Regions from separate parts of the Homo sapiens genome. Here region 1 is linked to region 2. The links are chromatin contacts, found by Hi-C or POLR2A ChIA-PET in ENCODE. All regions are on one chromosome and are shown on one strand. Each heading gives the region's core, a stretch centred on a gene start or an enhancer-like site at or near the end of the contact. The rest is flanking DNA. Distances are from core to core; before and after follow the strand shown. Region 1 holds the start of YBEY (ybeY metalloendoribonuclease). Region 2 holds the start of COL6A1 (collagen type VI alpha 1 chain).

Region 1 (5,271 bases), core at 248-2,747, 300 kb before region 2:
TTGTGTTTTTAGTAGAGGCAGGGTTTCACCATGTTGGCCAGGCTGATCTCGAACTCCTGACCTCAGGTGAACCACCCGCCTCGGGCTCCCAAAGTGCTGGGATTATGGGTATGAGCCATCGCGCTCGGCTGTCACCTTTCTTTTTCCTGCTGGGTTACCAGTGTAATTGTAGACTCTGGGTGATGGGCCTCGATCAGTGGAGGCTGAATATACTGCTCTCTCTACTTTTGTGTATATTTGAAAATTTTCAAAATTAAAATTAAAAATCATGTCTGTAACATATATACTTATAGGCACCATGGAGCCTAGCCTATAATATAATTAATACATGAAATTTAGGCCGGGTGCTCTGGCTCACGCCTGTAATCCCAACACTCTGGGAAGCCCGAGGCAGGCAGATCACCTGAGATCAGTTCAGGAGCAGCCTGGCCAACATGGTAAAACCCCCGTCTCTACTAAAAATACTGACAAAAAAAAATTAGCCAGGCGTGGTGGCCAGCATCTGTGGTCCCACCTACTGGGGAGGCTGAGGCAAAAGAATCACTTGAACCAGGAAGGGAGGTTGCAGTGAGCCGAGATCGCACCACTGCACTCCAGCCTGGGTGACAGAGCAAGACTCCGTCTCAATTAAAAAACAAAACAAAACAAAACAAAACGACAGGAAATTTACTCTGGGAAGATGGGCTAGACAAGAAGAGGAACATTTTTTTTTTACCTCATGAAATGGAAAAGAAAGCACATCGGTTGGGACATTTCTATCTCTGTAGATTCTATTAATGTGCTGAATATTCTTGTTGTCAACACAGATGATCCCCAGGTCAAATTTCTGCACTCCTAAAATCCTCCTTACAATCTCGATCTTACTGCGAAGTGGCGCTCTCCTGATGGGGATGACTCGCTGCAGATTTCTAATCACCAAACTCATTTCAGGAAGAATAACCAGCCCTTTAAAAATGTTTGCAACGGAACCTGGGGTTAAAGTGTAAGAGAAGACCAATCAGTACAAGTGATAATACGGTCTGTAAAAATACAGATGCACGCGCAATCAGATCACTTTATTTGGTGGAACTGATTGAAAATCTTAAGGGAATTTACATTTACCACAAGGAGGAAGCAACAACGAGGGTCTATGGAAGGATGCCGCGGAATCCGGCCAGAAGGACTCCAGGCGGGCGGAGCGGAAGGAGCGGTTCCCAGAGAAAAGGGGGCGGGTTGGGGGTGCGCGCGGAGAGAGGCGCGCGGACGCGGCGGGGTGCGGGGAGGGGCAACGGCTGGGGAGAGAAGGGGCTGGAATGGGGGAGGGACAGGAGAGGGGACAGGTAAGCGTTGGGGGCCGGGTCCTCTGGGGTCTGGGGCGCCCGCAGACCCACGCGGGTGAATGCGACGCTCTCGCTTGGGAGACTAAAAACCCGCCCGGACGTACCGGTGTCTGGACCCAGCAAAGGACGCGAGAGCGGGCGGACCCTCCCGACCGGAAGCCCCGCCACAGAGCGGGTTGTGGGGAGCGGAACCGGATCGCAGCGGGCGGGGCGGAATCCGGTAGTGCTGAGCGAACCGGAAGTCGGTCCGCGGCGTTTTCTGCCCGCGGTGCGCAGCGCTGAGTGTCGCGGCAGCAGCCTGTGCTTGCGCCTCAAGTCTTTCCGAGGGGCCAGTGGGCAGCGCGGGCCTCGGGGTCCTGGGGCGAGACGGTGAGCGTGGGGGCTGGGCCGGCGCCAGGGGCGCCGTTTCCTTCCCCCACGCAGCTCCGCGCGCCCGGGCCTCCACATCGTCGCTAACGGAGCGTTGCGGCGCCGGCGACCCCTGGCGAGCCCGGGGCGGGACAGTGGCCAGGCCGGCCTGGGCCCAGCGCGTGGCCTCCGCCGTTTCGGGCTGTGCTGGGTGGAAGATTAGGCTCCCCGGGCACGCCGTCCCCGCCGAGAGGCCTCAGCTTCGTGGCAGCGCCCTCGTCCTTCCAGCCCGCTCGAGGGTGGCCGCCAGGGCGCGATGAAGGAATGTGAGAAAGTGCTTAGCGCTCCAGCCGCTCCGAGGGAAGCCAGGTGGGAGGAGATCCCGAAACGCTAAGGTTTTGACAGCGTTACAGTGAATTCTCCGGCTGTAGAGATTGGAGGAAGTCGGGAGAAATTCGTCTCTAAGTTGTAAGGTGGAACAGCATTCATTTTCTTACTGCCAATGGAGGTTTTTCATGAATTTACTAACTCAGTAAAAAGATTCGGCTTTTTTTTTTTTAATCTTAAAGGATCACGCTTTAAACCTCTGTAACAAAGTAATTATTTGTACCACTCTCTACCCCACCCTCCAACAAAATAACCTATCGGCTCTCAGAAAATAATAACCCTTTGCCTGCCTTTGAAATAGTTATCCTTTTAGTATGACAGTGTTCAAAAATTCTTTTCTTAGACTTGTAGCAGAACATAGCTATGATGATCTGAATTTTTCTCTTTCAGCTTGTTCTAAAGACGAAGGGGAACTCCCTAGTGCTACAGGCTGTTTCAGGAAGCCAATTAATTTTGTACACATAATACTTAATTACCTTCTAATAATTGGAGCAGAAGATGAACCCAACTAATCCTTTCAGTGGGCAGCAGCCTAGTGCTTTTTCGGCGTCTTCTAGTAATGTAGGAACACTTCCATCTAAGCCGCCATTTCGATTTGGTCAACCTTCTCTTTTTGGACAAAACAGTACCTTATCTGGGAAGAGCTCGGGATTTTCACAGGTATCCAGCTTTCCAGCGTCTTCTGGAGTAAGTCATTCCTCTTCAGTGCAAACATTAGGGTTCACCCAAACCTCAAGTGTTGGACCCTTTTCTGGACTTGAGCACACTTCCACCTTTGTGGCTACCTCTGGGCCTTCAAGTTCATCTGTGCTGGGAAACACAGGATTTAGTTTTAAATCACCCACCAGTGTTGGGGCTTTCCCAAGCACTTCTGCTTTTGGACAAGAAGCTGGAGAAATAGTGAACTCTGGTTTTGGGAAAACAGAATTCAGCTTTAAACCTCTGGAAAATGCAGTGTTCAAACCAATACTGGGGGCTGAATCTGAGCCAGAGAAAACCCAGAGCCAAATTGCTTCTGGGTTTTTTACATTTTCCCACCCAATTAGTAGTGCACCTGGAGGCCTGGCCCCTTTCTCTTTTCCTCAAGTAACAAGTAGTTCAGCTACCACTTCAAATTTTACCTTTTCAAAACCTGTTAGTAGTAATAATTCATTATCTGCCTTTACCCCTGCTTTGTCAAACCAAAATGTAGAGGAAGAGAAGAGAGGACCTAAGTCAATATTTGGAAGTTCTAATAATAGCTTCAGTAGCTTCCCTGTATCATCTGCGGTTTTGGGCGAACCTTTCCAGGCTAGCAAAGCAGGTGTCAGGCAGGGGTGTGAAGAAGCTGTTTCCCAGGTGGAACCACTTCCCAGCCTAATGAAAGGACTGAAAAGGAAGGAGGACCAGGATCGCTCCCCAAGGAGACATGGCCACGAGCCAGCAGAAGATTCGGATCCTCTGTCCCGGGGCGATCATCCTCCAGACAAACGACCTGTCCGCCTGAATCGACCCCGGGGAGGTACTTTATTTGGTCGGACGATACAGGATGTTTTCAAAAGCAATAAGGAAGTAGGTCGTCTGGGCAACAAGGAGGCCAAAAAGGAAACTGGCTTTGTTGAGTCTGCAGAAAGTGACCACATGGCTATCCCAGGAGGGAATCAGTCTGTCCTGGCACCTTCCCGGATTCCAGGTGTGAATAAAGAGGAAGAAACTGAAAGTAGAGAGAAGAAAGAAGGTGAGCTCTGAAAATGTAGCACATAGAGTAAATCCTGCAGGCAGGTTTTCAATACGTTTCTCTGGGTGTTAGCTTGATTTTTCAGATAAATCTCCCATAAACATTAGGGATTCTAACATGTCATCGGAGCAGGTCTTACATCTGAAAATTTCCTCTGCTTCGACACAGTTGGTGCCTCCTGTTGTTGGAAACATCTGATGGTTTAAGTGTCCATTCTCTGAACCCCTAGATTCTCTAAGAGGAACTCCGGCGCGTCAGAGTAACAGAAGCGAGAGCACAGACAGTCTTGGGGGCTTGTCTCCCTCTGAAGTCACAGCCATCCAGTGCAAGAACATCCCTGACTACCTCAACGACAGGACCATTCTGGAGAACCATTTTGGCAAAATTGCTAAAGTGCAGCGCATCTTTACCAGGCGCAGCAAAAAGCTTGCAGTGGTACATTTCTTTGATCATGTGAGTACTCCCATCTTGCCATTTGTTACCCTAGATTTGAACCTTGTCACTTTAAAACCTGTTTTTTTTTTTTGGTCCCTCAGTTGTTTGCTTACTATAATATAGAGAAAGTACTCAAATATCTTATTAGCATAGGCTGGGATAGCACTATTTATTTCATAACTTGGCATATTCTAGGTCCCTACAGAATATAGTACTCTAGAAATGCTGGGAGAGTTGTTCTCATGAAGTGAAATTCTTCTGAAAGGCTTTAGAAATTCAGAAATTCTTCTGAAAGGCTCTAACCACATAGTACTTTTGGAAGTTGAGTTTTTTGGTTTTGTTTTTGTTTTATTTGGTCATAGAAGATGATCGCTGTAAACGTTCAAACAATACAGAAAAAGTGAAATTGGCCGGGCGTGGTGGCTTACGCTTGTAGTCCCAGCACCTGGGGAGGCCAAGGTGGGCGGATCATGAGGTCAGGAGATCCAGACCATCCTGGCTAACACGGTGAAACCCCATCTCTACTAAAAATACAAAAAATTAGCTGGGTGTGGTGGCTCGCGCCTGTCATCTCAGCTACTCGGGAGGCTGAGGCAGGAGAATTGCTTGAATCCGGGAGGCGGCGGTTGCAGTGAGCCGAGTTCGTGCCACTGCACTCCAGTCTGGGAGACAGAGCCAGACTCCGTCTCAAAAAAAAGAAAAAGAAAAAAAGTGAAATTCCCCTTGTCAGTCTGTCCTCTAGAGATAACTGCTTTGAAGCACTGGGTTTGTATCCTGACTTTAAATGTATGCATAATACTTTCTTTTTATTTATTTATTTATTTTTTTGAGATGGAGTCTTGCTCTGTCACCCAGGCTGGAGTGCCGTGGCATGATCTCGGCTCACTGCAAGCTCCACTTCCCGGGTTCACGCCATTCTCCTGCCTCAGCCTCCGGAGTAGCTGGAACTACAGGCGCCCGCCACCACACCCGGCTAATTTTTTTGTATTTTTAGTAGATACGGGCTTTCACTGTGTCAGCCAGGATGGTCTCGATCTCCTGACCTCACGATCTGCCTGCCTCGGC
Region 2 (5,595 bases), core at 2,142-4,641:
TCTCTGTTTCGCTGTCTCTGTCTCTGTCTCTCTGTCTGCCTGTCTCTGCCCCTCTGTCTCTGTCTCTCTGTCTCTGTTTCTGTCTCTGTCTCTGTCTGTCTCTGACTGTCTTTGTTTCTCTGTCTCTGCTTCTCTCTGCCTCTGTCTTTTTCTATCTGTCTCTGTCTCTCTCTGTTTCCCTCTGTCTCTCTCTCTTTCTGTCTCTGTCCCTGTTTCTGTCTCTCTGTCTCTGTTTGTCTGTCTCTGTCTCTGTCTCTCTGTCTCTCTCTGCCTGTCTCTGTCCCTCTGTCTCTGTTTCTGTCTCTGTCTCTCTCTGTCTCTGTCTGCCTGTCTCTGTTCCCGTCTCTGTCTCTCTGTGTCTCTCTCTGTGTCTCTGTCTCTGTCTCTGTTTGTCTCTGTCTGCCTGTCTTGGTCCCTCTGTCACTCTTTGTCTCTGTCTCTCTCTGTCTCTGTCTCTATCTCTCTCTGTCTCTGTCTCTCTCTGTGTCTGTTTCTCCCTGTTTCTGTTTCTCTCTGTCTCTGTCTGTCTCCGTCTCTTTCCTGCCCACAAAGTGGGTCAGGGAGGCCGTGCAGCCTCCAAGAGAACAGGGAGGCTGCAGCTGAAGCCGCACAGGGACCCCAGGCCAACCCCAGCCCAGGCTGGGTACCACGCGTGAGAACTGGCGTGGGCAGGAGGCTGGGGGCCACTCACCCCACGAGGAGCTGCTCCAGCCCCTTCTTGATAGCGCAGTCGGTGTAGGTGCCCTTCCCAAAGTACTTGACCGCGTCCACGCTGCTTTTGAGTGCGTCGCGGCCGCCAGGCATGCGCGTGAGGCCTTGGATGATCTCCACCTCGTCACTGTAGTGCAGCGCGCCTGCGTTCCACACCAGGTTTCGGTCACAGCGGTAGTACCTGCCAGGAACAGGCACGGCGGGCGTGAGGCGGGCGGCCCCTGGCGCCATCGCTACCCGTCCCAGGGCGCGACGTCACCCAGATGGACAGGCTGCCCCACCCTGGCCGTGGCTGACACACAGCTGGACTTGCCCTGTGGCCCTGAGGCCGGCCCTCCTGGAAGGCTGTGCAGGCGGGTGTGGCCAGCAAGCGACCTGCGCCCCGATCCCTCAGGCCCTCAGACCAGGAGCCCTGAGTGTGTGGCCCTGCTGGGGTGGGGTCCTTGGGCCTGCAGTGGGGCAGCATGACAGTGGGGGAAGGAGGCACCCCGGGGATCTGAGCAGCCCCCTCGCTGCCCTCTGAGCACCTGAGCCTGAGGCTCTCAGGGGTCTGCTCTGCCCCAGCCTGGGGTGGGCCCACCTCTGCCCCACCCACCCTCCCATCCATTCAGCAGAGTGACCACGGCGCCTGCAGGAATCCAGTGGCAGCGACATGGGGATGACTCCGCCCCATTTCACAGGTGGGAAACTGAGTCATGGGGAGACTGAGTAAAGGCAACAAGGGCGACTCGGGGGACGCTGGGCCACGCGGCCGCCCCTCCCCGGTGCCATCCACAGCCAGACCCCCCCCCAAACACTGCCGCACGGGCCTGGCCATGTCCACTAAGCTCAGGGTTCCTGGTACCAATGGCTCCTGCTGGGCACGGTGTGGGCTGGAAGGTCCACCCTGCTGTTACCGGCAGCCTCTGACTGTGCCCCTTCTGGTGGCGGGAGGCTCCGGCCCAGCGGCCAGTCAGCAGGGTCAAGGAGGACGGGGGTTCCTACGCCGGCTAAGCTGTGTCCCCACTGCCAGGACCCGTCTCAGTGGGGGAGCCCCGTTCTACATGCCCCCCCCTCAGCGGCCCTGTGCACCCACAGGACCGACTCCCCTCTCCCCCCGGTCTGTCCTCAGCCACACGCACAGATGGAGGAACGTGGAGCAGAGGGTGCCGTGTCCCAAGCCCAGAACCAAGCCTGGGGGCCCTGGGGCTGCAGAGCGACACCCCTCCTGGCTCCCGAGTCGGGGACCTTCAGAACGTGGGATCCAGGACCCAGGTAGAGGCTCTCACTGCCCACGGAACAAACCAGGGTCCAGGTGGTTAGTGAGGGGCTCCCGCGCACCAGGCAGGACTGCGTGTCTGGGCCAGTGCGCTGAGCCCTCTCGGTCAGCCTGCGGGAGCCTCTCTTCCCTACATCTCAGCCTCACTGTCACCTCGGCCCTGCTGAACAGGTGCCACCCCCGCGAGCAGGGTCTCAAACCAGCTCACTCTGGAAGGCGCTGGGAGAGGCTCAGACCAGCTCACTCTGGAGGGCGCCGGAAAGGGCCCCGGCCTCACTCTGGAGGGCGCCGGGAGGGGCCCCGGTCAGGGCAACGCTCGCCCAACCTTAGGAGGTTGAGGCCGTCGCACCCGTGTTCCCCTGGGCCCCCACCCCTCCCTCCAAGAGGCCCAGAAGCACAGGAGGAAGGTCACGGGGCGTCCCTCCTACCTGTCCCTCAGGTTGTCGATGAAGCGCTTGGTGAAGGACTTGACTTTGTCCACGAGGGCCCCGTAGGGCTTCAGCCTCAGGGCCACGCTCTCAGAGGTGTCCAGCACAAAGAACAGGTCCACGGGGCAGTCTGGCCGAAGATGGAGGAGAGGGGCCTTCAAGCTCTCGCCCCATTCCCCGAGTCTCTGCTGGGCCTGCCCTCCCGGCCAGCCCAGCGCCTGCAGCACAGAGCCCCGGGCCCGGAGAGGCTCTCCCGGGAAAAGGCAGCAGGACGTCCCTCGGTGGGGACGGTGGGGAGGGGGTGGAGTGAGAGACCCCAAACCGCTCCTGTGCCTCGAGGGGAGTCAGAAACCTTCACAACCTCCCCCGAAGGGCAGGGCGTCCCCGGCACGGGACCGGACAAGTGAGACCTCACGGGAAGGTTTCTCGCTGGATTCAGAACCAGCAGCGCACGACTTCTTCTAGAACGGGGGTCGGGGGGGCCGTGCGTCTGGACTCACTGCCAGGTGAGGGGTCAAACGGATTCACGGGGCGCCGAGACAGCCCCGCACCAGCTCCCCCTCGCCAGGGAGCCCCTCCCGAGCTGCCTGCGGTCCGGCCCCGCTGAGAATGCTGAATGCTGAGCCTCTAGGGGCCCCGGCCAAGGCCCGGTGGGGCAGAGCTGGGCGCTGCAGCCGCCCCGAGCGGGGAGTGGGGTTCAGGGGCTCCAGGCCCCCAGTCTGCAGTTCCACGCGTGGGAGGGGACCCCGCGCATCTGGCCCTGGCCGGCAGCAAAGAGCGGGGGGTCTGGAGCCTGCACCCCAAGCCACCACTCACCCTGGAAGGCCACGGCCCTCGGGGTCTCCGGCTCATCCTGCGCGGCTGTCCAGCAGGCCTGCAGCAGCAGGGGCAGCAGAGCACGGGCCGCCCTCATGTCTGGGGCCTGCGGTCACCACACAGCGCGGCCAGGGCAGAGTGGGCCGCCGCCGCCGCCCAGAGACCGAGGCTGCCTTCTGCTCCCAGCCAGAGTGAGAGCGGAGGGCAAGGAGGGGAGGGGCGGGGCGAGAGGGGCGGGAGGGGAGGGGAGGGGCGGGAGGGGAGGGGAGGGGCGGGGCGGGAGGAGAGGGGAGGGGAGGGGAGGGGCGGGAGGAGAGGGGAGGGGCGGGAGGGGAGGGGCGGGGCGGGAGGGGAGGGGCGGGGCGGGGCGGGGAGGAGCGGCCCATGAGTCACCACCTCCTTGCTGGGGTCTCTCCCTCCAGAACCGGCAGCAGCTCCGAGCCCAGGGAGAAGGCGGTTTCCCTGGCTGGCTCGCCGCGGCCTGCAGTTCAGTTCCCGTGTCAGGGAGGAGGAAACTGCAGCAGCTGAATCAAACGTCTGAAAACCAGCGTGTCACCCAGGGAGAGTTCCTTGAAACATCTTTCGGTAGTTTCCAATCCAGACGTCTCCATGCGGGACGCACGGGCAGGCTCACTCGCCTCTTCCCACCAACCGCCTCCTGCAGAGGACCTCGCCGTGAGCTGAATTGTTGCTTTATCAGATCTCCGCGTTCTTTTTTCACGTCAATATTTCTTCACAGTATAGTCGGATACGTATTTGCCAAAGATATTTCAGTTTGTACCGTGGGAAGACAAAGTTGCTCACAATATAGTTGTTATATATGCTGTGTGTGGAGACAGAGAGACAGAGACAGAGAGACAGAGAGAGACAGTGAGAGAGAGACAGAGAGACAGAGACAGAGAGACAGACAGAGACACAGACAGAGGAGAGACAGAGACAGAGAGAGAGACAGAGACAGAGAGAGACAGAGAGACAGAAAGACAGAGAGAGACACAGAGAGACAGAGGAGAGACAGAGACAGAGAGACAGAGACAGAGAGACACAGAGAGACAGAGAGACAGAGAGACAGAGACAGAGAGAGAGACAGTGAGAGACAGAGACAGAGAGACACAGAGACAGAGAGACAGAGAGAGACAGAGACAGTGAGAGAGAGACAGAAAGACAGAGACAGAGAGACAGACACAGAGAGACAGAGGAGAGACAGAGACAGACAGAGAGAGACAGAGACAGAGAGAGACAGAGAGACAGACAGAGAGAGACAGAGAGAGAGACAGAGACAGAGACACAGAGAGAGGAGAGACAGAGAGAGACAAAGACAGAGACAGAGAGACAGAGACAGAGAGAGACAGAGAGGAGAGACAGACAGAGACGGAGAGACAGAGACAGAGAGACAGAGACAGAGAGACAGAAAGAGAGACAGAGAGAGGAGAGAGGGGCTGTCCCTGATATCACCTGGGGGTGGGCTCCAGATGTGGCCAGATGCATCCCTGGCCCACAGAAGGTCCCAGAAGAGCTTTCCCAAAGCTGGAGCTGCTGAGACTTGCCTAACACCAGCCTAAATGTCTTATAATTTTAAAACGTACACAAATTGTTCATACCAAAAACCATGTTAAAGAAACATTTGAAAAAACCTTTAAAATTGATACTTAATTCCACAACTCCACAGTGACTGTTTTTGGATTGCCTTCAATATTTTCCCCACACCTACGTTACAGAAGTTGTAAAGTACTTCTCCTTCTTTTCCTCCTCCTCCTCCTCCTCCTCCTCCTTATTATTATTATTATTATCTAAGGGGCTCACTCTGTCATCCAGGCTGGAACGTAGTGGCCTCATCACAGCTCACTGCAGCCTCAGTCTCCTGGGTTCAGGTGATCCCTCCACCTCAGCCTCCCGAGTAGCTGGGATCACAGGCATGTGCCACCATACCCAGCTAATTTTGTATGTTTTGTAGAGATGGGGGTCTCACGATGTTGCCCAGGCTGGTCTCGAACTCCTGGACTCAAGTGGTCCTCCTGCCTCGGCCTCCGAAAGTGCTGGGATTACAGGCATGAGCCACCGTGCCTGGCCTTGTACACTTACTGTACAGTCAATTTACCTGCCACTGATGTCATCCACACTGTGGCTGTGGGTGCTGAGGTTTGGTGCTGCCTGCTTGGAGCTGTGGCACCAGCCTCTGGGCTCCTGACTCAAGCACAGGGGGCTTCAGGACCTCCGTGTTCTCTTGGCCTCTCCCAGTCTGAGCTGTTTTATCTGCAAGGAGTGCTTGCAGATTTGGGAAAGGAAATAGGAACACGTTGTGTAAGCAAACACCAAGAATGCAGCATTCCCTGCAGTGAGGGTCCCACCACAGGCACACAGCAGCAGGTGGCTGACACACGGTCT

Evidence for each region. Hi-C counts contacts between places; a loop is a spot of excess contacts on that map. ChIA-PET counts read pairs that join two places held with the same protein, here RNA polymerase II (POLR2A). Pooled maps may share reads with other maps.
Region 1: a loop to region 2 is called in a map of CD8-positive, alpha-beta T cell, with 7 times the contacts of the local background. The contact joins the promoter of YBEY here to the promoter of COL6A1 in region 2. A Hi-C loop is called at or near these places in 13 of 168 maps with a recorded cell type or tissue (CD4-positive, alpha-beta T cell, CD4-positive, alpha-beta memory T cell, CD8-positive, alpha-beta T cell and 9 more), 3 of 37 single-sample maps with no recorded cell type and 26 of 50 pooled maps. POLR2A ChIA-PET finds 5 or more read pairs at or near these places in 5 of 52 experiments (A549, BJ, CD8-positive, alpha-beta memory T cell and 2 more).

The regions. Positions count from the first base shown.
Region 1 is chr21:46,282,568-46,287,838 of GRCh38, reverse strand. YBEY (ybeY metalloendoribonuclease) reads right to left here and starts at 1,497. Exons shown (of 5, transcript NM_001314025.2): 1 at 1,424-1,497; 2 at 716-969. The coding sequence starts at 925. MCM3AP (minichromosome maintenance complex component 3 associated protein) reads left to right here and starts at 2,228. Exons shown (of 28, transcript NM_003906.5): 1 at 2,228-3,771; 2 at 4,001-4,224. The coding sequence starts at 2,553. RefSeq lists silencers at 1,174-1,283, 1,634-1,863.
Region 2 is chr21:45,979,566-45,985,160 of GRCh38, reverse strand. It overlaps COL6A1 (collagen type VI alpha 1 chain), which reads right to left and starts at 3,391. Exons shown (of 35, transcript NM_001848.3): 1 at 3,214-3,391; 2 at 2,398-2,527; 3 at 692-892. The coding sequence starts at 3,310. It overlaps LOC105372841 (a long non-coding RNA gene), which reads right to left. Exons shown (of 3, transcript XR_937803.3): 2 at 5,309-5,595; 3 at 3,595-3,871. RefSeq lists enhancers at 1,910-2,770, 2,771-3,633.